Regions from separate parts of the Homo sapiens genome. Here region 2 is linked to region 1. The links are chromatin loops, found by intact Hi-C in ENCODE. Cell type or tissue: GM12878. All regions are shown on one strand. Each heading gives the region's core, and the rest is flanking DNA. Links, peaks and the distances in the headings are about the cores only. Region 1 overlaps AEBP2 (AE binding protein 2). Region 2 overlaps PLEKHA5 (pleckstrin homology domain containing A5).

Region 1 (15,551 bases), core at 6,277-11,276:
ACAACCATTTGTTTTAACATTCTTGTACACGCATTGAATTTCAAAAGTAGATGGAGATAAAGCTCATTTGATCAATTTTTTTCTATTTGAAGTACAGGAGAAATGTTGCTGTTGGATTAGGGTCTTGAAAATAGCTAGTGGGTAGACTAATGACTGGAAGCCATGTTGGTTTTTTTTAATACCTTGTGGTCTGATTATGTTTTCTTATTGTTAAAGGTTTCGGCATTTTCATTAGCAAACAACATTGACTATTATATAAAATAAATAAATTGTAGGACATTAAAGGATTTGATTCCTTTCACTCAGTTTTGAGGTCACACTACTGAGCTTAGTTGTAATTAGTTGTAAATCACTTTTGTCAAATTAGATGTATTCTGGGAAATCTTTATAAAGAGCAAGTTTCTGTAAAAATCTTTTCCATTTATCTTTATGAAAAATTAAGTATTTTGGTTTCTATTTATGGAAAGCAGCATATACCATAGAGATTAACAGTTTATGTTTAAAGGAGTTTAATAGTTGTTAAAACCACATTTACTGGAATGAATACTGTGCCAGTTATTTCCCTTGGGTTTTGTAGAGAGTGAGGTAATTCTTGTGGAGTTGCTTTTAAAAACAACCTTTTTGGAAAAAGCAATCAGCAAGTTAAAACATTATAGCAAAGGTTTACACTAAGAATTATTTGTCTCTCTCTTTTTCCTGTTTCCCCCCTTCCTCCCAAATATATAATTATTATTTGTTTCTTGTGATTTTTTTTCTAGTATTTCCTTATGCAACCATAAGCAGATAAATATGTAGTCTCATTCTCCTTTCTTTCTTACACAAAGTCTAGTAAATTAAATACTGTCTGTGCCTTGCTTTAAAAAGAAACAAACTTAATTTTAGAGCAGCTTTAAATACACAGATTACTTGTTTTTCTATATACTTGTTTTTCTATATACCAAGTTTCTTCCATTCTTGAAATACTATATTGTATATGGGTACCTTGCTTTTTTGTTTTAATTTGAATAGTTTTTTTTTCCCCCCTCAAGATGGAGTCTTGCTCTGTTGCCCGGGCTGGGGTACAGTGGCATGATCTTGGCTCACTGCAACCTCCGCCTCTTGGGTTCCAGCGATTCTCCTGCCTCAGCCTCCCGAGTAGCTGGGATTACCGGCATGCGCCATCACGCCTGGCGAATTTTTATACTCTTAGTAGAGATGGGGTTTCACCATGTTGGCCAGGCTGGTCTTGGACTCTTGACCTCGTGATCTGCCCACCTTGGCCTCCCAAAGTGCTGGGATTAACCACACCTGGCCCTAATTTGAATAGTTTTTGGGGAACAGGTGGTTTTTGGTTACATTGGATAAATTCCTTAGTGGTGATTTCTGAGATTTTGGTGCACCTGTCACCTGAGCTGTGTACACTGTACACTGTACCCACTGTGTAGTCTTTTATACCTAACCACCCCCACCCTTCCCTCCTAGTCCCCAAAGTCTATTATATCATTCTTATGCCTGCTCATAGCTTAGCTCCTAATTATAAGTGAGAACAAAACGATATTTGATTTTCCTTTCCTGAATTACTTCACTTAGAATAATGGTCTCCAACTCCATCCAGGTTTCTGTGAAAGCCATATTTTGTTCCTTCTTATGGCTTGAGTAGTATTCCATGGTATGTATGTATGTATGTGTGTATGTGTGTGTATATATATATATACTGCATTTTCTTTATCCACTTATTGATTGAAGGGCACACTTGTGTGTGCAAGTGTCTTTTTCATATAATGACTTTTCCCAGTAGTCATTCATATAATGACTTTTTCCCAGTGTCATTCATATAGTGACAATCCCAGTAGTGGGATTGCAGGATCAAATGGTAGTTCTACTTTTAGTTCTTTAAGAAATCTCTGTACGGTTTTCTATAGTGGTTGTATTATATTCTCACCAGCAGTGTAAAAGTGTTCCCTTTTCACCACATCCATGCCAACATCTGTTGTTTTTTGCCTTTTAAATTATGGCCATTATTGTAGGAATAAGGTGGTATTGTGTTGTATATCTTCTTTTGAGAAATGCTTATTCATGTAATTTGCCCACTTTTCGATGGGATTATTATTATTTTTTTCTTGTTGATTTCTTTGAGTGCCTTGTCAATTTTGAACATTAGTCCTTTGTTGGATGCATAGTTTGCAAATATTTTCTCCCATTCTGTGGGTTGTCTGTTTATTCTGCTGATTATTTCTTTTATGTGCAGAAGCTGATAATCTGCTGATTATTTCTTTTTATGTGCAGAAGCTTTTTAGTTTAATTAGGTTTCATCTGTTTGTTGTTGTTCTTATTGCATTTGCTTTAGGGTTCTTGGTCATAAACTCTTTGCCTAAGCCAATGTCTGGAAGAGTTTTTCCAATGTTATCTTCCAGAATTTTTATGGTTTAAGGTCTTAGATTTAAGTCTTTGCTCCATCTTGAGTTGATTTTTGTATAAGGTGAGAAATGAGGATCCAGTTTCATTCTTCTACATGTGGCTTGGCAGTTATCCCAGCAGCATTTGTTGCAAAGGGTGTCCTTTCCCCACTTTATGGTTTTTAGTTTTTATTTTTTTGAGACTGAGTCTCGCTCTGTCACCCAGGCTGGACTGCAGTGGTGTGATCTTGACTTACTGCAACCTCTGCCTCCCGAGTTCAAGCAATTCTCCCGCCTCAGACTCCCGAGTAGCTGGGATTACAGGTGGCTGCCACTATGTCTGGCTAATTTTTAAATTTTTAGTAGAGACAGAGCTTCACCCTGTTGGTCAGGCTGGTCTCGAACTCCTGACCTCAAGTGATCCGCCCGCCTTAGCCTCCCAAAATGCTGGGATTACAGGCGTGAGTCACCAATATTTGGCTTTATTTCTGGGATCTCTATTACATTGGTCTATGTGTCTGTTTTATTCCAGGACCATGCTGTTTTGGTAAGCATAGCCTTGCAGTATAAAAAGTCAGATAATGTGATACCTCCAGATTTGCTCTTTTTGCTTAGTCTTGCTTTGGCTATCTGGGCTCTCTTTCGGTTCCATATGAATTTTAGGATAGTGTGTTTCTAGTTCTGTGAAGATTGATGATGGTACTTTGATGGGAATTGCGTTGAATCTGTAGATTGCTTTTGGCAGTATTGTCATATTCACAATATTAATTCTACCCATCCATGAGCATGGGATGTGTTTTCATTTGTTGGTGTTGTCGATGATTTCTTTCAGCAGTGTTTTGTAGTTTTCCTTGTAGAGGTCTTTCACCTCCTTGGTTAGGTATATTCCTAAGTATTTTATTTTTTTGTAGCTTTTGTAATAGGGGTTAAGTTCTTTAGTTGTTTCTCAACTTCGTCATTGTTGGTGTAGAGCAGTGTTATTAATTTACGTTGATTTTTGTATCCTGAAAGTTTACTGAATTTATCAGATTACAAGCTTTTTGGATGAGTCTTTAGGGTTTCCTAGGTATATGATCATATCGTCAGCAAACAGCGACAGTTTTATTTCCTCTTACCTATTCGGATGTCCTTTATTTCTTTTCTCTGATTGCTCTGGCTAGGACTTCTAGTACTTATGTTGAATGGAAGTGGTGAGGGTGGACCATCCTTGTCTTCTTCCAGTTGTCACGGGGAATGCTTTCAACTTTTCCCCGTTCAGTAGAATATGGGCTGTGGGTTTGTTTATTACGTTAAGGTATGTTACTTCTGTGCCAGTTTTGTTGAGGGTTTTAATCATAAAGGGATGCTGGATTTTTTTGTTATATGCTTTTTCTGCATCTATTGAGATCACATGATTTTCAGTTCTTTTTATGTGATACATCACATTTACTGACTTGTGTATGTTAAACCATCTCTGCATCCATGGTATGAAACCCACTTGATCATGGTGGATTATCTTTTTGATAGGCTGTTGGATTCGGTTAGCTAGTATTTTGTTGAGGATGTTTGCATCTGTTATCAGGGATATTGGTCTGTAGATTTATTTTTTTGTTATGTCCTTTCCTGATTTTGGTATTAGGGTGATACTGGCTTCATAGAATGACTTAGGGAGGATTCCCTCTTTCTCTGTCTTTTGGAATAGTTACATTAAGATTGGCACCAGTTTTTCTTTGAATGTCTGATAGAGTTCAGCTGTGAATCCAACTGGTCCCAGAAGGGTCGTGTATTTCCCAGAGTTTATCCTCTCCTCTACATTTTCTACTTCGTGCATGTAAAGGTGTTCATAGTAGCCTTGAATGATCTTTTGTATTTCTGTGGTATTGGTTGTAATATCTTTTGTTTTGTTTCTAATTGGGCTTATTTAGATATCGTTCTTCTTTTCTTGGTTAGTTTCACTAATGGTCTGTCACTTTTGTCTTTTCAAAGAACCAGCTTGTTCATTTACCTTTTGTATTGTTGTTGTTCTTTTGGTTTCATTTAGCACCACTCTGGTCTTTGTTATTTCTTTTCTTCTACTGGGTTTGGGTTTTGTTTGTTCTTTCTTGTTTCTCTAGTTCCTTGAGGTATGACCTTAGATTGCCTATTTGTGACCTTTCAGACTTTTCTTTTTTTTTGAGACAGAGTCTCACTCTGTCGCCCAGGCTGGAGTGCAGTGGCATGATCTCAGCTCACTGCAACCTCTGCTTCCTGGGTTCAAGTGAGTCTCCTGTCTCAGCCTCCCAAGTAAGCTGAGATTACAGGTGTGGGCCACCACACCCAGCTAAGTTTTGTATTTTTACAGGGTTTCACCATGTTGCCCAGGCTGGTCTCAAACTCCTGACCTCAGGTGATCCACCTGCCTAGGCCTCCTAAAGTGCTGGAATTATAGACGTCAACCACCTTGCCTGGCATTTGATGTAGGCATTTAATGCTATGAACTTTTCCTCTTAGCACCGCTTTTGCTGTTGCCCACTGGTTTTGATAAGTTGTGACACTATTATTGTTCAAATAATTTTTTAATTTCCACCTTGATTTCATTGTTGACTCAAGGATCATTCAGGAGCAGATTATTTAATTTCCATGTGTTTGTGTAGTTTTGAGGGTTCCTTTTGGAGTTAATTTCCAGTTTCATTCCACTGTGGTCTGATAGGATACTTGATATAATTTAGATTTTTTAAAAAATTTATAGAGACTTGTTTTGTGACCTATCATATGGTCTATCTTGGTCTATCCATGTCCTGATGAAAATAATGTATATCCTGGCCAGGCATGGTAGGTCTCGCACTTTGGGAGGCCGAAGCAGGTGGATTGCTTTAGCTCAGGAGTTTGAGACCAGCCTGGGCAACATGGCAAAACCTTGTCTCAACAAAAAATAAAAGAATTAGTTGAACATGGTGGTGCACACTTGTAGTCCTAGCTATGCGGGAGGCTGAAGTGGGAGGATTGCCTGAGCCTGGGAGGCAGAGATTGCCATGAGCCAAGATTGTGCCACTGCACTTTAACCAGGGTGACGGGCCTCAAAAAAAAGTATATTCTGCAGTTTTTGGTAGAATGTTCTGTAAATACTTGTTAAGTTAATTTGTTACAGGGTGTAGTTTAAATCCATTATTTCTTTGTTGACTTTCGGTCTTGATGACCTGTCTAATGCTGTCAGTGGAGTATTGAAGTCCCCCACTATTATTTGGAAAACTTACTTGAGGGGAATAACTGAGGAAAACTTCCCTGGCCTTGCTAGAGATGTAGATATCCAAATACAAGAAGCTCAAAGAACAGCTGAGAAATTCATCACAAAAAGATCATCACCTAGGCACACAGTCATCAGGTTATCTGAAGTCAGGATACAATTATTATTACATAATTATGTTGCTAGGATTATTATTATTTTACTGTGTTTATTGTGTTGCTGTCTATCCTATTTCTTAGGTTTAGTAATTATTTTATAAATTTGGGAGCTCCAGTTGGGTGCATATATATTTAGGATTGTTATTTTCCTGTTGGACTAATTCTTTTATTATTATTTAATGTCACCTCTTTGTGGGTTTTTTTTTTTTTTTTTTTTTTTTTTTTTTTACTATTGTTGCTTTAAAGTCTGTTATATTTGATATAATAATAGCTATGCCTGCTTGCTTTTGGTTTCTATTTGCATGGAGTATCTTTTTCCACCCCTTTACCTTAAGTTTATTTGAGTCCTTATGTGTTAGGTGAGTCTCTTGAAGACAGCAGATACTTGGTTGGTGGAATTTTATCCATTTTCCCATTCCATACCTTTTAAATGTAGCATTTAGGCCATTTACATTCGGTGTTAGTATTGAGATATGAAGTACTGTTGTATTCATCATGCTTGTTGTTGCCTTAATAGCTGTTTTTTTTTCTTCATTGTGTTATTGTTTTATAGGTCCTATGAGATTTATGCTTTAAGGAGATTCTTTTTGTCTTGTTTTTGTCATGGAGTCTCACTCTGTTGCCCAGGCTGGAGTGCAGTGGCACAATCTTGGCTCACTGCAACCTCAGCCTCTTGGGTTCAAGCAATTCTGCCTGCCTCACCCTCCCAAGTAGCTGGGATTATAGGTGCCCACCACCACGCCTGGCTAATTTTTGTATTTTTTACTAGAGACAGGGTTTCTCCATGTTGGCCAGGCTGGTCTTGAATTCCTGACCTCAGGTGATCTGCCCACCTCGGCCTCCCAGAGTGCTGGGATTACAGGCATGGGCCACTGCGCCCTGCCAAGGAGGTTCTATTTTGGTGTGTTTCGAGGTTTTATTTCAAGATTTAGAACTTCTTTTAGCATTTCTTGTAGTGCTGGCTTGGTAGTGACAAATTCTCTTAGCCTTTGTCTGAAAAAGACTTGATCTCTCCTTCATTTATGAAGCTTAGTTTTGCTGGATACAATATTCTTGGCTGATAATTATTGTTTCAGGCAGCAGAAGGTGGTACCCCAGTCTCTTCTGGCTTGTAAGGTTTCTGCTGAGAAGTCTGCTGTTAATCTGATAGGTTTTTCTTTATAGGTTATCTGATGCTTTTGTCCCACAACTCGTAATATTCTTTCCTGCATCTTGACTTTAGATAACCTGATGACTGTGTGCCTAGGTGATAATATTTTTGGGAGGAATTTCTCAGTTGTTCTTTGAGCTTCTTGTATTTGGGTGTCTACCTCTTTAGCAAGGCCAGGGAAGTTTTCCTCAGTTATTCACCTCGAGTAAGTTTTCCAAACTTGTAGATTTCTCTTCTTTCTCAGAAACACCAGTTATTCTTAGGTTTGGTTGTTTGATGTAATCCCACATTTCGTGGAGACTTTGTTAATTTTTTTTTAAGTGTCTTTTCTTTGTCTTTGTCTGATTGGGTTATTTCGAAAGCCTTGTCTTTGAGCTCTGAAATTCTTTCTTCTACTGTTATTGAAACTTTGCAGTGCATCCTTTTTTTTTTTTTTTTTTTTTTTTTTGAGACCGAGTCTCACTCTGTTGCCCAGGCTGGAGTGTAGTGATGCTATCTCCACTCACTTCAACCTCCGCCTTCCAGGTTCAAGTGATTCTCTTGCCTCATCCTCCCGAGTAACTGGGATTACAGGTGCCCACCACCACACCCAGCTAAGTTTTGTATTTTTTTAGTAGAGGCAGGGTTTCATCATGTTGGCCAGGCTCGTCTTGAACTGCTGACCTCAGGTGATCCACCCGCCTCTGCCTCCCAGAGTGCTGGGATTACAGGCATGAGCCACTGTGCCTGGCCTTCAGTGCGTTTTCTGTTTCTCTTAAGTGTGCCTTTTATTTCTAGAAGTTGTGATTGTTGTTTCTTTTCTTTTCTTTTTTTTTTTGTGAGGCAGAGTCTTGTTCTGTCACCCAGGCTGGAGCGCAGTGGTACAGTCTTGGTTTATTGCAACCTCCCACCTTCACCTCCTGGGTTCAAGTGATTCTCATGCCTCATCCTCCCGAGTAGCTGGGATTACAGGCACTTGCCAACATGCCTGGCTAAATTTTGTATTTTTAGTAGAGACGGGGTTTCACCGTGGTGGCAAGGCTGGCCTTGAACTCCTGAACTCATTTGATCTGCCTGCCTCAGCCTCCCACAGTGCTGGGATTACAGGCATGAGCCACGGTGCCCAGCCTCCAGTGCATTTTCTGTTTCTCTAAGTGTGACTTTTATTTCTAGAAGTTGTGATTGCTGTTTCTTTATGATATTTTTTCTCTGGAGAATTTTTCATCCGTATCCTGTATTGTTGTCTTTAATTTGGTTTTCACCTTTCTCTGATATCTCCTTGAGTATCTTAATAATCAACCTTCTGAATTCTTTATCTGGAAATTCAGAAATTTATTCTTGGTTTGGATACATTACTGGGGTTATAGAACCCTGTTTTGTCATATTACCAGAATTACTTTTCTGGTTCCTTCTCATTTGTTTAGACTATTTCGGTGGAAAAGACTGGATCTCAGGGCCTGCTGTCTCCCACTTCCTCTAGGGATGGGGCTTCCTGAGAGCTGGACTGCAGTGATTGTTATTGCTCTTCTGAGTGTAGCCATCCAGCAGCAGGGCTACTAGGCTCTGGGATGGTGCTGGGGAATGCCTACAAGGAGTCCTGTGATGTGATTCATCTTCAGGTCTCCGAGCTGTGGATACCAGCACCTGCTCTGCTGGAGGTGGCAGGGGAGTGAAGTGGACTCTTTGGTGGTGTTCGGTTGTAGATATGTTGAGTGTACTTGCTTTCTTGAATACTGGTTATGCTAGCAATGAACTTGTAATGTGGACACACTCAGGACCTCTGGTTGGCCAGGATGTCGCAGGCAGTGGAATTAGCTGTTGTTTTCCGCTTCCTGGGATCTGGGTTATTCTGTCATGAGTTGCTCTAATGGCCTGAATTGGTTGGCCTCCAACCAGGAGGTGACACTTTGAAGAGTGCACCAGTTGCAGTAGTAGTTAAGTAGGGAGATTGCTTGCCCTAAGTTGGCCTGGGCAAGTATTTTGGCTTCTGGCGAGATGGGTGGGGCTATGTTTCCTGTTCTGCTAAAGGGGCAGGTAGAGAAATACCATCAGGTGGGAGCAGGGTTAGGCGGAACTGGGCTCAGACTCACTTTCATTAGGCGGGGCTTGCCACAGCCACTGTGGGAGATAGGGCGTTGGTTTTCAGGCCAGTGGGGTTATGTTCCATAGGGGATTTTGGCTGCCTCTGCTGTGTCATATAGTTCACCAGGGAAGTGGGGGGTTGTGAGAGTCCTGGTTGCGAGAGACCTCATTCAGCTCCCATGCAGTGGGTGAAGCCACTCTCACTCCCTTGGTGTACTGCTCAGACCTTGCCCCAGGCTTCCCTGCTGAGAAAGCAAGGCCTTCAGACCTCGCCCCTCCCCGTCTGCCTACTCTGTCAGCAGCTCTGCGCTGGTATCTGCAGCAGTTCCTGTTCCCTCGCCACCTCCCTTTTCTGCTCAAGAAAATCCATGTCCAGCTGAAATTGTTACTATCTCATTTAGAAGCTTCTTTTGCCCTGTTACCCTTCCCTAATTCTACTGGCTGTCTTCTGCTAGTACCCTTGTGAGATATAGTCGGGGATGGCTTCCCTGGGCTCTAGCTAGAGGCTGGGAATGCTTACAAGGCATTTCCCACTGCTGCTTCTACTTTTATATTTTGCACGTTCCCTTAAATCTGTTTCAGCCCTAGGTAAGGTTAAATCCGTCTCGTCTCCCATGATCTGGATTTTCAGATTCCCCAGTGGGGTTGTGTGTGTGGAGGCAGGTTTTCTCTCTCTTACACTTTGGGAACTCACAGTTTTTTACCTGTCTCACGGAATTTGCAGCAGTGTACCGCTTCTTTGAAAGGATCTGTGAATTTTTTCGGTTTGCCTGGTATATTCCTGGGGTGGTTCTTGAAGCAAAAGTTCACGGTGCGAGTCTCCACATGGTGTTCTCTCTGCCAAAGTGGGAGCTGCATGTTAGCCCTTTCTCCTATCTCCATCTTCCTCCTCCCGATTGTACCTTGCTTTTTGAATATACTTTATGCTGGGATCTTTTCATATCAGTTCATAGTGAATAGTCTCATTTTTTCAGCTTCATCGCTTTCCATTGTGTAATATTAGCGGTTTAACCAAACTTTGTAGATACACTTGGGTTGCTTCTTGTCTTATTGTTACAAATAGTGCTATAGTGATGAATCCTGAATATGTATCATTTTGTACATGTATAATTATGTATGTAGGAAAAATCCCCTAAAATGATGTGAGTGGGTGGATCAAAGGTTAATGTAAACATTGCTAATTTTGATAACTTGCCAAATTGTCGTTCCCTAGAGCTAGTGCCGTCATCAGTAATGTTAGAGTGTCTGCCTAATGTTGGAGTGTCTCCAAGGCTTTGCTGAGAGAGGATTGTCAAACTTTTGGATTTTTGCTAATCTCATAGGTGAGACATTACATCTTTTTGTTTGTTTGTTTGTTTTTTGTTGGGATACAGAGTTTGGCTCTGTCGCCCAGGCTAGATGGAGTGCAGTGGCATGATGTGGGCTCACTGCAACATCCACCTCCTCAGTTCAATTGATTCTCATGCTTCAGCCTCTGGAGTAGCTGGGATTACAGGCAGGCACCACAACGCCCAGCCAATTTTTTTTTTTTTTTTTTTTTTTTTGGTATTTTTAGTAGAGATGGGGTTTCACTACATTGGCCAGGCTGGTCTTGGACTTCTGGTGATCCGCCTCCCCTTGGTCTCAGAGAAGTTACATCTTAATAGTTTATTTTTTTGAGACGGAGTCTTGCTGTGCTCTGTTGCCAGGCTGGAGTGCAGTGGTGTGATCTCGGTTCACTGCAACCTCCGCTTCCCATGTTCAAGTGATTCTCCTGCCTCAGCCTCCCGAGTAGCTGGGACTACAGGTACCCACCACCACGCCCAGCTAATTTTTGTATTTTTAGTAGAAACGGGGTTTCACCATGTTGGCCAGGATGGTCTCGATCTCTTGACCTCGTGATCCGCCCGCCTTGGCCTCACAAAGTGCTGGGATTACAGGTGTGAGCCACCGCGCCTGGCCCATCTTAATAGTTTTAATTAGTATTTCTTTCATTATGGGTTAGGTTGAACATCTTTTCATATGTCTAACCGTTCAGATTTTTTTTCTTAATTTTTTTTTTAAGTAAGTGGTCTCTGAAGAAAAAAATGAAGGAGGTAGTAAATGAATAAATGAATGAATAAGTAAATCAATGGTCTAATTAATTTTCTGGGGCACAGGTCCTATTACTTTAACACCCCAGTGTTTCCTGTAGTCATACTGCAGATCTTGGCCGTGACATTTGCTGGAAATGTGACTGCGAACTGCTTTTTTAACTTCCTGTCTAATGTGTAGTTGGTAGTACTAATTACATCATGAAGTTCTTGTTCAGTGTGTGCACACTAAATATAAGAGATTATTTATTAAAGTAAAAGAATCATTTAAATCATTTACATCTTCATTGTATTTCCATGTGTGTATGTGTGTGTAAGTATATTTTAAGGCAGCCTTTCTGCTGGTTGATGATGATGTATATGCAGGTTAATTTCAAAGCCTATACAAATGTTTTGTGTTTTTTGTTTTTTCCAAATCCTCTTCTAGAAACTGTAGACGTTTCCTATTGGAGAGGGGAAAGAAATTGTCTTTGAAAGAAAAAAAGTTAAGGTATATGATTTAGTGAGGTATTGTTCCATACATGAATCATAGGAATTATTTAAATCAACAAAACATTGATGTCTGAAGTACCTGGCACTATGCTGGGCAATATGGAAACGAGGTAATGAGAAAAACAGAGTAGGCCGGGTGTCCTGGCTCATGCTGTAATCCCAGCACTTTGGGAGGCTGACACAAGCAGATTGCTTAAGCCCAGGAGTTTGAGACCAGCCTGGGCAACATGACGAAACCCTGTCTGTACAAAAAAAATACAAAAATTAGCCGGGCGTGTTGGCATGTACCTGTAGACCCACCTACTCAGGAAGGTGAGGTGGAAGGATCACTTGAGTCTGGGTGTTTGGGGCTGCAGTGAGCTGAGACTGCACTCCAGCCTGGGTGACAGAGAGAGAGAGAGAGACCCTGTCTCAAAAAAAAAAAAAAAAGAAAAGCAGGCCTCTATACTCAGGGAACTTGTAGTCTCTGGGTTTATACAGATCTAAAGAAACTTAAATAATGAAATGTAAGTTCTTCAATAGTGACCTATGAGATTCTCTGGGTTAGGGATCAATTAAATTATAACAGGGGCTGGGAAAGGATAGTAGAAGATGAGTGGCAGGTGACTATAGAGAGAGGAAGTGATAAGGTGATGTTTGAGGTGAGCCTCTGCTTTTTTTTTTTTTTTTTTTTCATTTTGTTTGAAGGTCTGATATAATGTATAGTTGTGTCTAATGCACACTTGTTTAACAGTTTAATGATTTGTTTCTTATGTTCGTATGCACATTTGTAACTACCATCCTGATAGAGAATATTTCAGTAAGACAAGATTTCTAATGTCCTTTTCTGGTCTATCTCTTCTCCTGCCCTCCACCCATCTGCCCAGACTATATTCTAATTTCTTTCATACTTACTTTATGAACTCTTGTATGAACTCTTAGTTGTGTGAACTCTTGTATCTGGCTTTTTGTTCACTCAACAAAATATCAGCGAGATTTGTACGAATTGTATCAAGCAGTCATTTAAAAACATTGCTCTGTAGTATTCCACTGTACAGATAAATCCATTCACTTCCTTTTGGGCATTTGGATTGTTTCCAATCATTGGCTGCTATTTTTTTTTGTTTTGTTTTTTGAGACGGGGTCTCACTCTGTCACCAATGTTGGAGTACAGTGGCCTGATCTCTACGCACTGCAGCCTCAATCTCCCTGGCTCAGGTGTTACTCATACTACAGTCTCCCAAGTAGCTGGGATTCAGGCCTGTGCTACCACGTCCAGCTAATTTTTTGTAGAGAGAGGGTTTTGCCACGTTGCCCAGGCTGGTTTCGAACTCGCAGGCCCAAGCGATCCTCCCCCTGTGACCTCCCAAAATGCTGGCATTACGGGCATGAGGCACCATGCTCGACCATCTTTGGCTACTATTAACCAAGTTGCCCCATGGACATTCCTTTACATGTCCTCTAATTACACACACATATTCATTCCTCTTAACTATATGATATCTTAATACTACCAGTCCTTTCTTTTCTTTTCTTTTTTTTTTGAGATAAAGTTTCTGTAACCCAGGCTGGAGTGCAGTGGTGCGATCTCAAATGTAACCCCCACCTCCTGGCCTCCAACGATCTACCCGCCTCGGCCTTCCAAGGTGCTGGGATTACAGGCATCTACCGATCCTTTTAATTTTGGCCATTCTAGTGGATGAGTAGTGGTATCTCACTGTCGCTTTAATTTTTGTTTCAGCAATTTGCAATGATGTTGACCACATTTTGTGCTATGGGTATCTGAATATTCTATTTTGGGTGAAGTGCCTATTCAAGTCTTTGCCAATTGTGTTCATTGGGTGGTTTGTCTTTTATTATTGAGTTAATAGAAATTCTTCAGAAATTTTGAATATGTCTTGTGTTAGATATATGTATTATAAATAACCTTCTCCTAGTCTTCGGTTATCCTTCTCCCTGTTTCTAATGGAGTCTATTGTGTTATGGTGAAAAGGGGGATCATTTCAGGTATTTTTTTTTAAGTACATAATTTATATACATAAAATTCAACATTTTTAAGGTTACTGTAGTTCAGTGATTATTTAGTATATTCACAGTTTTGTAAAATTATTACCACTGTCTGGTTACAGAAAGTACGTATGCTTTTGAAAGAGAAAAAAGGGGCCAGGTGCAGTGGTTCACACCTGTAATCCCAGCACTTTGGGAGGCCAAGGCGGGTGGATCATTTGAGGTCAGGAGTTCGAGACCAGTCTGACCAACATGGTGAAACCCTGTCTTTTCTAAAAATACAAAAATTAGCCAAGTGTGGTGGCATGCACCTGTAATCTCAGGTACTTGGGAGGCTGAGGCAGGAGAATCCCTTGAAGCTGGGAGGCAGAGGTTGCAGTGAACCGAGGTCACGCCACTGCACTCGTCTGGGTGAGAGAGCGAGACCCCACCTTAAAAAACATAAAGAAAAAAAAAGAGTGAAAAAAGGGAGCATTTAAAAAAGTGAACTGTTTAGGGAAGAGCATGTAGTTTCATATATGTAAGCGATTATTGTAGCAATTTGAAAATATTTAAAAACAAATATTTCTGATTAGTGAGCTTTGATTATCTAGAAGTTAAATATTAATGCAATTGGTGAAAAAAGTTGAGATCTCATGTTTGTTTTGTGGTGCGCAAGATGAAGTAAGGGTCAGAAAGAATTATAGCAAAGACTCGATTGATGCATTGCAGAGCCTTGCACATTGCATATGTATATTATTATATTACATATTTTGACTAAATTAATTCTTACAATAATTCTTTGAGTTAATTACTGTTGTTGCCCTCATTTTTTACATAAGGAACTGAGGCAAGAACAGATTAAATTTTTTTTTTTTTTTGAGGCGTAGTTTTGTTCTGTTGCCCAGGCTAGAGTGCAGTGGTATAGTCTCAGCTCACTGCAACCTCTGGCTCCTGGGCTCAGGTGGTCCTCCCACCTCAGCCTCCAAAGTAGCTGGGACCACAGGCACATGCCTGGCTAATTTTTGTATTTTTTTTTTTTTTTTTTGTAGAGACAGGGTTTTGCCATGTTGGCTAGGCTGGTCTCGAGCTCCTGGGCTTAATCGATCCGCTCACCTCGGCCTCCCAAAGTGTTGGAATTACAGGCGTGAGTCATCGCTCCTATCCATATTAAATATTGTTTGTGGTCATGGTCAGTGGCAGATTCTGAATTTCAGAGGCAGAAAGAATCCGGGGTTGTTAATTATGTTACTCTGGTGTATTTGTCGAAACCAAGAAATCAACATTTCTTTTTGGAATTTTTCTTCCTTTAGATCGCCTCCTCATTATTTGTAAGACTGGTGCTTTCTGATTTGTGTTCTGATAGCCCCTTGTTGATCTTCAGAAGGACTTCTGGGAATATGAATAAGATGATCTTAGCACTTACAAAGACAGTCTTAGTATTGCTTCGTCCAAATAAATTTGTTCGGAAAAAGAAAAAACCAGTTCAGTAATTCTGTGTTTCAAATTTTAGAAAAGCTACTTGGCCACCAGCATATTTTTTTTTTGTTATTTGAGATGGACTCTTGCTCTGTCACCCAGAGCAATGGTGCGATCTTGGCTCACCACAACCTCCGCCTCCCAGGTTCAAGCTATTCTCCTGCTTCATCCTCCAAGTAGCTGGGATTACAGGCATCTGCTACCACGCCCGGCTAATTTTAGTATTTTTAGTAGAGGCGTGGTTTCACCAAGTTGGCCAGGCTGGTCTCAAACTCCTGACCTCAGGTGATCCACCTGCCTCGGCCTGCCAGAGTGCTGGGATTACAGGCGTGAGCCACCATGCCTGGCCAACATACATTAATATATAGGGTATTTCAGTGGGAGACCACATTTAAAACAGTCAATGTTTGTATTAGTCCGTTTTTCACACTGCTATAAAGATACTACCTGAGACTTAGTAATTTATAAACAAAAGAGGTTTAATTGACTCACAGTTCTGCATGGCTGGGGAAACCTCAGGAAAACTACAGTCATGGTGGAAGGTGAAGGGGAAGCAGTATCTCTTCTTCACAAGGTGGTGGCAGAGAGAGTGCAGGG
Region 2 (15,551 bases), core at 3,437-8,436, 100 kb before region 1:
TGTTTCTTAAGTCTAGGTGAATTTATATATATATTTTTTTGCTTTTCATTTTCTAAAGTTAGTTATTATTTCCATTGAAGCTTGTTTTCTTTTTTTTCTTCCCATTTTAGCTACTGCAGTGCTTTTGTTTCACACTTGATTTGTAAAAATTTTATATATATGTATTTAAAATGTGCCATTTTATTGCTAAGTGAAGTATGTCCTGTTTTCTGCTATAATTCTTTCTCGGTCAGATTGCAATGTCAGCAGTTACTGCCACACTCCTGTCAGCTTAAACACAAATGTTACTGCTTATCTTTTCTTAAAAAAAAAAAAAACAAAGTGTAGGTATTTTGAAGTACTGGGCTTATATTTCATTGGAATACATGTGTACAGCAATAAGCAGGTTTCCAAATCCGGTACTTAGTTTGTGTACAAATGTAATTATGTTCATTGTGTATATATTATACAATGAGCACATGTAATGTATTAAAGGCTACTTACTATTGTTTAAATGCAAATGTTCATATCTCATTTCTTTTTTTATCATGTTAAATAAATGTTGATGTTCTTAAATCAGTGTTAGAATTTTTGTTCTTTCCATCCAAAATTGAAAGTCTTAAGACTCAAGAGACCTCTAGAAGAAAAGGTACTCTGTTAATTTTATAATCCTAGACAACATCTTAAAAGATCCTTGTCGGTCCAACCCTCCCATGTCAAAGTTGAGGACCTTGAGGCTCAAAGAGATCAATTGAGTTGGCCACAATTTAATGACAGAATTTTGACCAGACTATAGTTTTTTCTGACTTTTTCTCTAAGTACATTACATTAGCTCATTACCACTAGAGGAGTTTAGTTTTGTGAAGTCTTTTACCACGTTTCTATTTGCTTCCATGTTTCAGAAAGTAACTTCAAGCATCAGTAGTCCTGCTCTGTTTAGGGATTGGACTTTGAGAGAGGTGTGTAAGGCAGCTGTTTGTCTGACATGGGTAGCTAGAAACCGTTTCATCGTAAGTAGGACCCTCAGAGATCATTTTCTCTTACAATACATTCTTTGCAGATGTTCACGCTCTTCAGAATCAATTACATTTTCTTCCCTCTGTAACCTTTTGTTCATGCTATATATTGTTCCCAGAAAACACGGAAATTTGATGCTTTTGGATTCCTGCATAAAATGGCTGAAACTAAATTGGCACTAGTCAGTCTTTTTTTCCTCCCCATCCTATGTTAAAGAGGATTTTGATTTAATTCAAAATGCAAATGTATAAAAATTCTTCTGCAAACACAATGAAATGAAAATAGATACAATGTATATTGGGAGGTGAAAGAAAACAGAAGTTAAAATGGACACCTCTCTGTGTCCATGTACATATGTGTAATATGTTTACACATACTACCTTTCTCTAAAGGTGTCACACAAAAGTCTTCTCAAAAGAAATAGTCACCAAATTATTATTTCCCTTTAGTCATGATACAATGATTGTTTCAGATCCTTTGTCAGTGTGTTGGGGAACAATTGCTATTATTCGGGTTTTGTTTGGGGTTTTTTTATTTTTATTTATTTATTTATTTATTTTTTTTTTGAGATGGAGTCTTGCTCTGTCACGCAGTCTGCAGTATAGTGGTGTGATCTCGGCTCACTGCAACCTCTGCCTCCTGGGTTCAAGCGATTCTCCTGCCTCAGCCTCCTGAGTAGCTGGGATTACAGGCTCATTTTGGGGGGTTTTGGGGGGATTTTTTGAGATGGAGTCTCGCTCTGTTGCCAGGCTGGAGTGCAGAGGCCTGATCAAGGCTCACTGCAACCTCCGCCTCTTGGGTTCAAGGGATTCTCCTGCCTCAGCCTCCCGAGTAGCTGGGATTACAGGAGCCCGCCACCACGCCCAGCTGATTTTTGTATTTCTTTGTTTTGTTTTTTTGAGATGGAGTCTTGCTCTGTCGCCCAGGCTGGAGTGCAGTGGCACGATCTCCGCTCACTGCAAGCTCCACCTCCCAGGTTCACGCCATTCTCCTGCCTCAGCCTCCTGAGTAGCTTGGACTACAGGCGCCCGCCACCATGCCCGGCTAATTTTTTGTATTCTTTAGTAGAGACGGGGTTTCACCATGTTAGCCAGGATGGTCTCAATCTCCTGACCTCATGATCCACCCACCTTGGCCTCCCAAAGTGCTGGGATTACAGGTGTGAGCCACCGCACCCAGCTGATTTTTGTATTTTTAGTAGAGATGGGGTTTCACCGTGTTGACTAGGATGGTCTCGATCTCTTGACCTCATGATCCGCCCACCACAGCCTCTCAAAGTGCTGCGATTACACCGAGCCTGGCCTAATTTTTGTATTTTTAAATAGAAACGGGGTTTCACCATGTTAGCCAGGCTGGTCTCAAATTCCTGACCTTGTGATCCACCCACCTTGGCTTCCCAAAGTGCTAGGATTACAGGCATGAGCTACCGTGCCCAGCCTTGTTTGGGTTTTTGTGGGAAGGGAGTATATGTGTGTGTGTGTCTCTTTGGTTTTATTAAGCACAACATTTTTTAACTATTCCAAGAAGGAAAAATGTTACTTACTGGGATCCCTAGAAGCCTAGGAAATATGGAGAAAGCAGCATGAACTAGTTGTGATTCTTGTCAACATTTCAGAAAGCCAGATGAAAATCATTTATTCACAAACAGTAAGTCCATCAGGCATGGTGGCTCATGCCTGTAATCCCAGCATTCTGGGAGTCTGAGGCAGGTGGATCACCTGAAGTCGGGAATTCGAGACCAGCCTGGCCAACATGGTGAAATCCTCTCTCTACTAAAAATACAAAAAGTAGCCAGGCATGGTGGCGCGTGCCTGTAATCCCAGCTACTTGGGAGGCTGAGGCAGGAGAATCGCTTGAACCCGAGGTTGTGGTGAGACAAGATCGCATCACTGCACTCTAGCTTGGGCGACATAACGAAACTCTGTCTCAAAAAAAACACAAAAACAGTAAGTCAGCACAGATGCTTATTACATGCCATAACAAAAAGGAATACTAGTTCTTCAAAATTTTTAATTAGATCAGTACCTTCCATCTTACCCAGAGTTTGCCTTATCTAACTCCCCCTTACTGGAGTGGTGCACACACAGTCCTGGAAGTGTGGAGACTAATGGTAAGGAAGGCAGACAGGTTGGCATGGCCTTTACTTCAGGTGGGGAAATCAGCATGAGGGAGCTGCTTCCCAGAGGCTTAGAAGCTTGCTCTGAAGTTCTTAGTGCTCACTCTCCTGGTGAGTTGATGGCTGTCTTAGTGCTCAGTGTCCTGTTGGGTTGATGGCTTTACAAGTCCCTCATACCTACCTACCCCCAGTTTATAGAAAGATGACAGTCATACTGCTATGGTGATCAAAAATGAAACATAACATTTTTTTGCTGGCATACCCTCAAAATTGTTTTTAAAAACTCAGCTGGGTACAGTGTCTCACATCTGTAATCCCAGCACTTTGGGAGGCTGGGATGGGAGGATCACTTGAGGCCAGGAGTTCAAGACCAGCCTGGCTGACATAGTGAGAACCCATCTCTACAAAAATAAAATAAAAAAATTAGCTGGGTACAGTGGTGCATGCCTGTAGTCCTAGCTACTCAGGAGACCAAAGCAGGAGGATCACTTGAGCCTGGGAGATGAAGGCTGCAGTGAGGTGTGATTGCACTGCTGTACTCCAGCCTGGGTGACAGAGCAAGACCCTCTCTAAAAAAACCAAAAAACAAAAACCAACTCTGTACCTCCTTGTACATTTTCAAGTTGACATCTACAACTTTTCATAAATTCAAATAGAAGAAAAGGGCCAAGTGCGGTGGCTCACGCCTGTAATCCTAGCACTTTGAGAGGCCAAGGTGGGCGGATCACTTGAGGTCAGGAGTTCGAGACCAGCCTGGCCAACATGATGAAACCTCGTCTGTACTAAAACTGCAAAATTTAGGCAGGCATGGTTGGGGGTGCCTGTAATCCTAGCTACTCAGGAGGCTGCAGCAGGAGAATTGCTTGAACCCGGGAGGCGGAGGTTGCAGTGAACCAGGATCATATCACTGCACTCCAGCCTGGGCAATACAGCAAAACTCAGCCTCAAAAAAAAAAAAAAAACAGAAGAAAAGGATGCAAGTTCTGACATACTGTCAGTACTGCCTGTTTTTTTGTTTTTTTTCTGAGATGAAGTTTTGCTCTGTCCCCCAGGCTGGAGTGCAATGGCAAAATCCCAGCTTACTGCAACCTCTGCCTCCAGGGTTCAAGCGACTCCCCTGTCTCAGCCTCCTGAGTAGCTGGTATTACAGGTGCCTGCCCACCGTGCCCAGCTAATTTTTGTATTTTCAGTAGAGATGGGGTTTCATCGTGTCGGCCAGGCTGTTCTCGAACTCCTGACCTCAAGTGATCCGCTTGCCTCGGCCTCCCAAAGTGCTGAAATTACAGGCATCAGCCACCGTGCCTGGCCCAATACTGACTTTTTAAATAAATTGTTACATCAGTCTTTATTTTATTTTATTTTATTTTGAGACAGAGTTTCACTGTTGTTGCCCAGGCTGGAGTGCAATGGTGCAGTCTCAACTCACTGCAACCTCTGCCTCCTGGGTTTAAGTGATTCTCCCGCCTCAGCCTCCTGAGTAGCTGAGAGTACAGGCACCCGCCACCACTCCTGGCTAATTTTTTTGTATTGTTAGTAGAAATGGGCTTTCACTGTGTTGTCCAGGCTGGTCTTGAACTCCTGACCTCAGGTGATCTGCCCACCTCAGCCTCCCAAAGTGCTGGGATTACAGGCATGAGCCACCATACCCAGCCCTATACCTTTTTTAATAGGGGTTTTACATCATTCCTTTTTCTTCTTGAACTTTTATTTTTACTTTATTTCTCTTATACTTTGTCGCAATAAATTATGATATGTTAAATTTAATGACTTTAGTTATTTCTAATTCCATCCATCCATTTCTGTGAAATCTTGTTCCTTGGACATTACAGTCATTCACTTCTCACCACCCTGGAGGATTTTACACCCTGAGGTAAGTATGTTTCAGAGAAGTAAGTTTTTCATGTGTAAAGAAGAACTCATGTGAGGCCGGACCCCATTCACTTCTCACCACCCTGGAGGATTTTACACCCTGAGGTAAGTATGATTCAGAGAAGGAAGGTTTTCATGTGTAAAGAAGAGCTCATGTGGGGCCGGACCAGGTGGCTCATGCTGGTAATCCCAGCACTTTAGGAGGCTGAGGCAGGTGGATCACCTGATGTCAGGAGTTCGAGACCAGCCTGACTAACATGGTAAAACCCCACCTCTACTGAAAATACAAAATTAGCCGGGCGTGGTGGCACATGCCTGTAATCCCAGCTACTCGGGAGGCTGAGGCAGGAGAATCACTTGAACCTGGGAGGTGGAGGTTGCGGTGAGCCGAGATAATGCCATTGCACTTCAGCTCCGTCTCAAAAAAAAAAAAAAAAAAAAACTCATCACAGGACCTCTGGAGCCTTGGGGCAGGAAATCAGAGAGAAGGTAACTAGAGACTGAGTTCAAGAAAATTATGAAAATTCTTCTCGCTCACAAACCCTTGAGATGTTTCTGTGTACTGATTTGAAGAAAGCTGTCCCAGACTATTTGGCCTCTAAAATATTTGTAAGTTTATTGATTTGTGCATACTTCTCACTTTACCCACAACAAGGTTTTGTTTTGTTTTGTTTTTTGAGACGGTTTTGTTCTGTCACCCAGTCTGGAGTGCAGTGGCACCATATTGGCTCACTGCAACCTTTGACTCCCAGGCCCAAGCGATCCTCTTACCTCAGCCTTCCGAGTAGCCGGGACTACAGGCACACGTCACCACAGCTAATTTTCGTACTTCTTGTAGAGATGGGTTTCACCATGTTGCCCAGGCAGGTCTCAAACTCCTGAGCTCAAGCAGCTTCTCACCTCAGCCTCCCAAAGTGCTGGGATTACAGGCATGAGCCACTGTGCCTGGCCCAAAACAGTTTTATATAGATTTAGCATATGGCAGAGAGACTCACTTTTGAGCAACTGTATGAATGTGTAAGGAATAAACTGATTCACTTAATGCAGGAACAAATGATTTTTTTGTTATGCTAAAGTAATTTGGGAGGAGTTTTCCCAGAACTGTTTCTGAAAAATGGATCAAATGCTTCATGGATAGGTTGAAAATAAATGTTTAAAGTGTATGATTGGTATTTTAAAAGCAGAAATTTTAAATGTTTTATTTAGTTTTAAAATTATTTACAGTGAAAAGTCAACCGAAAACAAAGTAAAAGGCTGGGTGAAAGGCATGGAGAAAATATGGCAGGACTAGTTTATGTAATTCAAGCCTGAGACAACACATTTAAGAACAGGAGATAGAACCCCCAGCTATGTCCCGGCGCTCAGTGACTCACCAGCTTACTGGAAAGTCCCTCGAGTCCTCTATTAACTAGATTCAGAAAAGCCTACCCAATCTCTTTGAGTGAAAGCTCACTCATTCCAGCCCTTCCCTAGAAGGAGCTTCACCTTCATTCTTCTGGTGTAGGAAACAGTATAGGCGATTATTCTAGCTTGGCAGGAGGGACCCTCCACCAACTCTGTTGCCAGGAAGCCTGAGTTCCTCCAGAACACCCTGTTGCTGCTATGGGGCCTCATTGTATATTGGGGAGGAGCACAGAGGCTGGTGCTAGGCTACCTGAGTTGGAACTGAGCTCTGCCACTTTTACTGTGTGTTCTCAGGCCAAGGTATTCATCCTTCCTAAACCTAAGTTTTTCCACGAAATTGGTCCGTGTCTTAGTTTGTTTTCTGTTGCTTATAACAGAACACCTAAAATGGTATCTTATAAAGAAAAGGAATATATTTTTTACAGTTCTGGAGACTGAGAAGTCCAAGGTCAAGAGGCCGTGTCTGGCGAGGGCTTTGTTGCTGGTGGGTATGCTACAGAGTCCCAGGGAGGCTCAGGGCATCACACACAATGAGAGGCAGAGCGTGTCACCATGCTGACAAGCTAGCTCAGGCCTGTCTTCCACGTACAAAGCTGACAGTTCTCCAGTGATAACCCATTCATTCATCAACCCACGAATAAATGAATCCCTGGCCTCGAGATGCAGTCATCTCTCTCAAAGGCCCCTGCCACATTGAGAATTAAATTTCGACATGAGTTTTGGAGTGGACTGATACTCAAACCATAACAGCCTACTAAGAGTTATTACACTATATGGTTGTAAAGACTAAATATGTTAACACATCAGGTGTAGAATAGTGCCTAGCAGCATATAAATACTTGCTACCATTAGCTGTTATTCACTAAGGCTAACCTCATCTAACTGTAACTGTTTCTAAGTTTACCAGAGCACTGTTGTTAATCATCTTAGTTAATCAGCATTTAATTTTTATTCATTTATTTATTTATTTATTTAGAGACGGAGTCTTGCTCTGTCACCCAGGCTGGACTGCAGTGGCACAATCTCAGCTCACTGCAAGCTCCACCTCCCGGGTTCACGCCATTCTCCTGCCTCAGCCTCCCAAGTAGCTGGGACTATAGGCGCCCGCCACCACGCCCGGCTAATTTTTTTGTATTTTTAGTAGTGACGGGGTTTCACCATGTTAGCCAGGATGGTCTCGGATCTCCTGACCTCGTGATCCACCTGCCTTGGCCTCCCAAAGTGCTGGGATTACAGGCAGGAGCCACCGCGCCCAGCTGTTAATCAGCATTTTAAAACTGAGTCACATGCCAGGAGCCGTGGCTCACGCCTGTAATCGCAGCACTTTGGGAGGCTGAGGCGGGCAGATCACCTGAGGTCAGGAGTTCGAGACCAGCCTGACCAACATGGCAAAACCCCATTTCTACTAAAAATACAAAATTAGTTGGGCATGGTGGTGGGCACCTGTATTCCCAGCTACTTGGGAGTCTGAGGCAGGAGAATTGCTTGAACCCGGGAGGCGGAGGTTGTGGTGAGCCGAGATCGCGCCATTGCACTCCAGCCTGGGCAACAAGAGCAAAACTCCGTCTCAAAAGACAAACAAAACTGGTCACAATTTAGAATGCATCAGACTCACCAGAAGGGCCTTTTAAAACTTTGCTATTGCTGGGCCTCGTCCCTAAAATAACTTATTCAGTCAGTCTGGAGGGAGATCCAAGAATTTGCTTTCTAATAAATTCCCAGGTAATACTAATGCTGATAGTCCAACATCACTTTGAGGTCTAGTCACTTTGAGAACTGGCATATAGTAAGCCTCTGTGTTTATTGGATTTTTGTTTTATTTGTGGGGATAAATTCAGGAGTGTTTATTTACAAAGGTATGCACAGAGTATAGAAGGACTGAAGATTGATAATCCAAGAGCTGTTTTCACTCCTAGGCCCAAAGGGAAGAGGGGAGGAGTAACTGGAATCCATAGGAAACAATCATTTGAGAGAAGCCCTTACGCTCCTTTCAAGAGACACAGCCAGCCTCGGTGTGAGCAATCTCTACAAGGATCGAGCCAAGAGAATAAATACTTTGATGGCATGCTTCCTTGACACAATTTCTTTTTTTTTTTTTTTTTTTTTTGAGACAGAGTCTCGCTCTGTCACCCAGGCTGGAGTGCACTGGCGCAGTCTCAGCTCACTGCAACCTCCACCTCCCAGGTTCACGCCATTCTCCTGCCTCAGCCTCCCAAGCAGCTGGGACTACAGGCACCCGCCACCATGCCTGGCTAATTTTTTGTATTTTTAGTAGAGAGGGGGTTTCACCGTGTTAGCCAGGATGGTCTCGATCTCCTGACCTCATGATCCACCCGCCTCGGCCTCCCAAAGTGCTGGCATTTGTGCCGGCCCCTTGTCACAATTTCTTAATGGGGCTCCCACTGGCTGAACCCAACAGGATTCAAAGGTCACAGGAGTTCTGCTGGGTGTTGCCAGGAACTCCTGGGGATCTCCAAGACCTTTTCAGGAAATCCCATGAAGTCACAACTGTTTTCATAGTAATGGTAAGATGTTATTTGCCTTTTTTACTCATTCTCTCAATAGTGAACAGTGGAGTTTCCAAAAGGCTGCATGGCCTGTGATATCTCAGCAGATTGAATGCAGAAGCAGACATGAATATCTGTCTTCTATTAACCCAGATATTAAAGAAAGTTATAGCCGGGTGTGGTGGCTCACACCTGTAATCCCAGCTCTCAGGGAGGCTAAGAGGCGGGAGGATAGCTTGAGCCCAGGAGTTCGAGACCTGCCTGGGCAATATAGCGAGACCCCGTTCTCCAGAAAAAGGAAAAAAAAAAAAAGTTATAAAAGTGAAAAACAGTGTCTGTCTTCTCAGTTTTGTTTTGGAACATAGAGGTTTTTATTTATTAAAAACTATGTTATTTGTATTAAGTTATAGCAGGTTTATTGTTATTTTAGATGAATGAGTAAATATTTTAAACATTTCTCAGTTTTCACTTCCACTGCAGTGAATACACATAGATGTAACCTACACAAACAAGCTATCTAGGATCCTCAATAGTTGTTAAGCATGTGAGAATCCTGAGACCCCAAAAGTTTGGGAACCACCCATATAGTCCATACAGCTTGGCCTCCTGTGACAGGGCACTGCTGAAAAATGTGAGATCTGGAGGTGCAAATAGAAGATATCAGCTCATCCCAGCCTGGGCAACATACAGAGACTCTGTCTCTACAACATAAATAATTAAAAAAACAACCTAGCCAAGTAAGTGCCTGTGGTCCCACTTACTTGGGAGGCTGAGGTAGGAGGATTGCTTGGGCCTGGGAGGTCAATGCTGCAGTGAGCCATAATTGCATCACTGCACTCCAGCCTGGGTGACAAAGTGAGACCCTGTCTCAAAAAACAAAGACAAAAACAAAAATATTAGCCCATCTTCCCAAGTAAGATGCCAATCGCTGTTGCCGCTTCCAAATCAGCGGTAGTCTGCGTGTGTGTGTGTGTGTGTGTGTGTGTGTGTGTGTGTGACGGAGTTTTGCTCTTGTCGCCCAGGCTGAAGCGCAACGGCATGATCTCGGCTCACTGCAACCTCTGCCTCCCGGTTTCAAGCAATTGTCCTACCTCAGCCTCCCGAGTAGCTAGGATTACAGGAGCCCCACACCATGCCCGGCTTATTTTTGTATTTTTAGTAGAGGTGGGGTTTCACCACGTTGGCCAGGCTGGTCTCAAATTTCTGACCTCAGGTGATCTGCCCGCCTCGGCCTCCCAAAGTGCTGGAATTACAGGCGTGAGTCACCACGCCCGGCGGTAGTCTGCTTCTTTTTTTTTTTGAGACGGAGTCTCGCTCTGTCGCCCAGGCTGGAGTACAGTGGCGGGATCTCCGCTCACTGCAAGCTCCGCCTCCCGGGTTCACACCATTCTCCTGCCTCAGCCTCCCGAGTAGCTGGGACTGCAGGCGCCCGCCACCACGCCCGGCTAATTTTTTGTATTTTTAGTAGAGACGGCGTTTCAGCACGTTAGCCAGGATGGTCTCGATCTCCTGACCTTGTGATCCGCCCGCCTCGGCCTCCCAAAGTGCTGGGATTACAGGCGTGAGCCACCGCGCCCGGCCGGTAATCTGCTTCTTGAAGTGAAAGCCCCAGTGTCTAAGAATGCTAGCCTGAGCCTGTAGGTTCCCCTTGGGCCCTGCAGGCTGAGAATCACTCACGGAAAATGATTTGGAAAGGCAGAGACCATACATGCAAAGGTCTAGACAGCCAGAGTCTCCCTAGACTCTCTGTTCTCTTTTTTCTGTGTCAGCTTCAGCACATACTTTTGGCCCTGCCTCTGTCCCCAGGTGTAACGGACTTAGAATCTAGCCCTTATAACCAGTCAAAACTTATTTTTATTAGCCCTGGGTGATTACAAAAACATGCGTTAAAAATGGATCGGCCGGGCGCAGTGGCTCACGCCTGTGATCCCAGCACTTTGGGAGGCCGAGGCGGGCGGATCACGAGGTCAGGAGATCGAGACCATCCTGGCTAACACGGTGAAACCCCGTCTCTACTAAAAATACAAAAAATTAGCTGGGAGTGGTGGCGGGCACCTGTAGTCCCAGCTACTCGGGAGGCTGAGGCAGGGGAATGGCGTCAACCCAGGAGGCGGAGCTTGCAGTGAGCGGAGATCGTGCCACTGCACTCCAGCCTGGGCGACAGAGCGAGACTCCGTCTCAAAAAAAATCGATGAAGACTTGACTTGTTATTCCATGTCAAAATGGAGTGGCGCCCACGAAAAAAATCCATGTTATCTATCCAAATTATCATATTACTTGAAATGTGTGATTTATGTGGAGGCATTTGTGTTGCTTATAAGAAATTACTGTTCTTTGCCTTATTAGGCTATCTGGGTCTACCCAACATAAGAAAATGAAAGATTCGTCACACTGTATTTGAAGTAGCAACCAAAGCTGTCCAAAAACTTGTTCAGCATATATGCCTTAAGTAGCAGATGCTGAAGGGACCCCAGTTTTTTTTTCTCATCTAGATTTTTGCCAAGTGTTTTGGGGGTTGTGCAGCATCTAAAAGCAGGCCAAAGAGCAGGCCTGAGACAGAGTTAATGCCTGTAATACCCTCTGGAAAATAGCAGGGACATAATGGAGTTGCTAACATTTCAAACCGGTTGGCTTCTAGCCATATCCCCGAAAACTGTCCACAAGCAAAGATGAGGGAAGCAGCTGCTTCTAGTCAAATTCCCTAACTTGAAGCTTACAAAAGAAGAAATACAAGCATTGGATAAACATATGAACAGATGCTCAGTATCTGTGGTAATCAAAGATATGCAAATTAAAATGATGAGTTATCCTTTTTTACCCATCAGATTGGAAAAGACTAAGAAGAGTGATAATGCACAGAGTTAGCAGGATGTAGGGAAAGCGATGTACTCACATGGGAATGGTGGGAGTGTAATTGATAAAACCTTTCCAAAGCCTTACAAATGTATCCTCTTTGACCCAGCAATTCTACTTCTGGGAATATATCTCCAAGAAATCACCTGGTGAGTACCCAGAGGCATTTCGCAGTTTGTTTTAGATGTGGTTTAAATACAGGGTCTACTTATCTCTGGCCTGGCAGGTGCGGTGGCTCACACCTGTAGTAATCCCAGCACTTTGGGAGGCCAAGGCGGGCAGATCACCTGAGGTCAGGAGTTCAAGACCAGCCTAGGCAATATGGCGAAACCCCGTCTCTATCAAAAAATACAAAAATTAGCCAGGCTTGGTGGCACACGCCTGTAGTCCCAGCTACTCGGGAGGTTGCAGTGAGTCAAGATTGCACCACTGCACTCCAGCCTGGGTGACAGAGCGAGACTCTGCCTCAAAAAAAAAAATAAAATAAAATAAAATAAAATAAGTAAGTAAATAAATAAATACAGGGCCTACTTATCTCATGCCATAAGAAGTCCAACGTGGGGAGGGAGTGCAGGGCTTGCTGGAGACTCCAGGGTGCTATGAAGAAGCCAAGCCCCTCTCTCCCTGTTCTATCAGCAGTGATTGCTCCAACTCAGGCATTGCCACCTGTGCAGAACGGGAAGCCAAAGAGGCATTCTCAGCTGTCTCCTTTTGTGTCTCTGTGCTGTTGTGAAATATATATTAGGTCTTCATCTGGTTTCCTGCTCCTAAAATTCTTGGAATCTCCATAGTGATGAGTGTTTTTTGAGACAGGATCTTGCTCCATCACCCAGGCTGGAGTGCAGTAGAGCAATCACAGCTGACTACAGCCTTGACTTCCTGACTTCCTGGGTCCAAGCAATCCTCCAACCTCAGCCTCCTGAGTAGCTGGGACCATAGGTGAATGCTGCCTCACCTGGTTAGGTTCTTGTTTCTTTTGGTGTTTTGTTGTTGTTGTTGTTTATTTTTTTTACTTCTTTCTCTTTTCTCTTCTTTTTTTTTCTTCTTTTCTTCTTCTTCTTCTTCTTCTTCTTCTTCTTCTTCTTCTTCTTCTTCTTCTTCTTCTTTCTTCTCCTCCTCCTCCTCCTTCTTCTTTGTGTGGTTTTATTTTGTTTGTTTGTTTTATAGGGACGAGGTCTTGTGATGTTACCCAGGTTGGTGTCAAACTCCTGGGCTCAAGCAATCTTCCCGCCTCAGCCTCCCACAGTGCTGGATTACAGGCGTGAGCAACCACTTTTAGCCAAAGAGTGTATTTTGTCTGCTAATGAGAAGACTCGTAGCTGAGGCTCCTAGATAGGCTCTGGTTGGGGATTCGTTGTCAGGGGAACTAACTAGATGACTAAAGGGTTGGACCTCTCAGCCCCACCCCTAGACCTATGGGGAAGGGAGAAAACCTGAAGGTTAAGTTGATCAGCAATGGTCAATGATTGAATCAATCTTACCTGTGCCATGAAGCCTCCATAAAAGACACGGTTCTGATGAGCTTCCAGATGATTGAATGTATGGAGGTTCCTGGAGAGTGTGGAAGCTCCACACCCCTTACCCCATACCTCACCCTATGCATCTCTTCATCTGTATCCTTTATTATAAACCATCAGCGTAAGTGTTTCCCTGAGTTCTGTGAGCCCTCCTAGCAAATTAATCAAGCCCAAGAGAGGGTCTGGTTTGTAGCCAGTCAGAAAGTCTGGGGAGGCACGGACTTGTGATTGGCATCTGAAGTGGAGGCAGTTTTAGTGGGGCTGATCCTTCCACCTGTGGGAACGGACACTATCTCCAGGTATGTAGTGTCAGAATTGAATTAGAGGACACCTAGCCGGTATGCGCTGGAGAATCTGCTGGAGGTTTGCTTGGTGGGCTGATGGGGAGAAATCCACACACATTTTGGTGAGCAGGTGTGCTATGTCAAATTGAGTGGTCTCAACACAGTCTCATATTCTCACTGGCCAGAACCAAATGACATGGCCACCCTAGCCATCGGGGTGTCTGGGAAAACAAGTGTTTCTCTTCCCAAACTTTAGAATAGAGAAAGGCAAGGAGAAAAGAGTTGAAATGGGTGTTGAGTGAGCCAAGCTGCAAAAAATATCCCACAAACTAACATCCACCTCACAAACTAAATGTCACCTGCAGCGAACTGGTTAAATAAATCAGAGACTATCCAGTGCATGTTGTTCCTTATTGTATGGTGTGGTTAATCTATGAAAAGCTGTTCACTGTATATGTAGTAAACAGGGCAGTTTATAAAACAATATGTCCTGCAGGATCCCATTTTGTTAAAGAGACATGTATACTATTCATTCACAGAAAAGCCTGGATATACACGATAATGTTCATTCTGGATCTTCTTTAAACACTTCCACATTCTATGATTTATTTTTGGCAAGAAATCACGTCTTTGTTTTAGAATAAGGAGCAGAAAGTAAATTTCCATTTTTAGTTTCCCATTGGGCCAGAAACTGGAGATAAACTAGTCAGTTAAAATCAACCTGATGATGCCTTCTGCCCCCCACGTGACCTCTAAATGTTAGCTGTAAAACTTTGTGAGTTGAGTCAAAGCCAAGTTTAAAGGGAAAACCATAAATAAGCCATTTTGGAAAATATAGCTATTGGCAATCTGTTACATTTCACTTGTATTTCTAAGAGGACACACTCCAGCACATCCCTAGTTGCCTGACTAAAGCTCGCTTGGTAAAACAAAGTGATAATTATTTCAGCAATAGGCTCAGCGCACAATCATGTAGAACCTGTTTTTGAAGGAAGACTGATTGGCATGCCAAAAAGAAAGTCTTGGGTCAGGATGCTAAGTAAAAACTTATTTGTGAAATGGTCTGGAAGAATTTGATAGTGTGAATGTATCATCTCTGAGGAAATCTCAGGAACATCAACATAAAACAAGCTCTCCTTTGAGTTTCCAGTGATTTGGTTCATTTGCTTGTTTTTTGGAATGACTCATAGTTGATTTAAAACATTGTAATAGACAACTTACACAGTTACCTTTTTTTTTTTTTTTTCTGAGACAGAGTCCTGCTCTGTTGCCCAGGCTGGAGTGCAGTGGCGCGATCTCTGCTCACTGCAAGCTCCACCTCCTGGGTTCATGCCATTCTCCTGCCTCAGCCTCCCGAGTAGCTGGGACTACAGGTGCCCGCCACCAGGCCCGGCTAATTTTTTTGTATTTTTAGTAGAGACGGGGTTTCACCATGTTAGCCAGGATGGTCTCGATCTCCTGACCTCGTGATCCACCTGCCTCAGCCTCCCAAAGTGCTGGGATTACAGGCTTGAGCCACCCACCACGCCCGGCCACAGTTACATTTTAAAATCAAACCTAGCCCTAAAAAAATAATACCAGCATAACATAAGTCTATTATCTTGTCTACTATCTTGATCTGAAGAGAACTCTAGGCTTTGGTCCTTAACACCATCTGGGCTAAAATGTTCTGGGAGACTCAAGGAAGGACTGTGATTGCTTTCAGAGAGACAATAACCAGTTCTCGTAAGATTCCTGTGGATGGACCAAAAGTAGACTCAGCACATACATTTTGTGGAAACAACATATAATCCGTGGCACATCTGCCTCCTTTTACAAAAGTAAAAGAAATAAGAATTTAAAGGAAGGAAAGAAAGTGGAATCTGGAAGCAGTAAAAAGGCTATAAGCTTGAGGATTGGAGGCAGAAGGGAGCAAGGATCAGAAGGTGCATCAGGCATCAGGTTCAACTGAAGAGAACAATGAAGGTCACAGCCAGCAATAGAACTCACTGAGAATCTTCATAAA

What was found. A loop is a pair of places that touch in the nucleus more often than their neighbours do. Peaks named below come from ENCODE experiments on the same cell type or tissue, not always from the same donor. Only the 100,000 strongest peaks of a DNase experiment are listed, where the experiment ranks them.
Region 2: it touches region 1 in a loop (2.0-fold over the local background); 2 of 110 quality-filtered maps call a loop at or near these places.

What each region holds. Positions count from the first base shown.
Region 1 is chr12:19,473,786-19,489,336 of GRCh38, forward strand. All of the region lies in intron 3 of AEBP2 (AE binding protein 2), which reads left to right. Among named protein-coding and RNA genes, the nearest start is that of AEBP2, 42 kb to the left of the region's middle. RefSeq lists a silencer at 9,070-9,364 and an enhancer at 9,078-9,579. In GM12878, for the core only: no CTCF peak of the experiment used is centred there; a DNase peak (open chromatin) is centred at 9,046; H3K27ac peaks cover 1,777 bases.
Region 2 is chr12:19,375,846-19,391,396 of GRCh38, forward strand. PLEKHA5 (pleckstrin homology domain containing A5) reads left to right here. Exons shown (of 32, transcript NM_001256470.2): 32 at 1-555. Among named protein-coding and RNA genes, the nearest start is that of AEBP2, 56 kb to the right of the region's middle. RefSeq lists enhancers at 6,216-6,465, 6,496-6,545. In GM12878, for the core only: no CTCF peak of the experiment used is centred there; a DNase peak (open chromatin) is centred at 6,356; H3K27ac peaks cover 1,045 bases.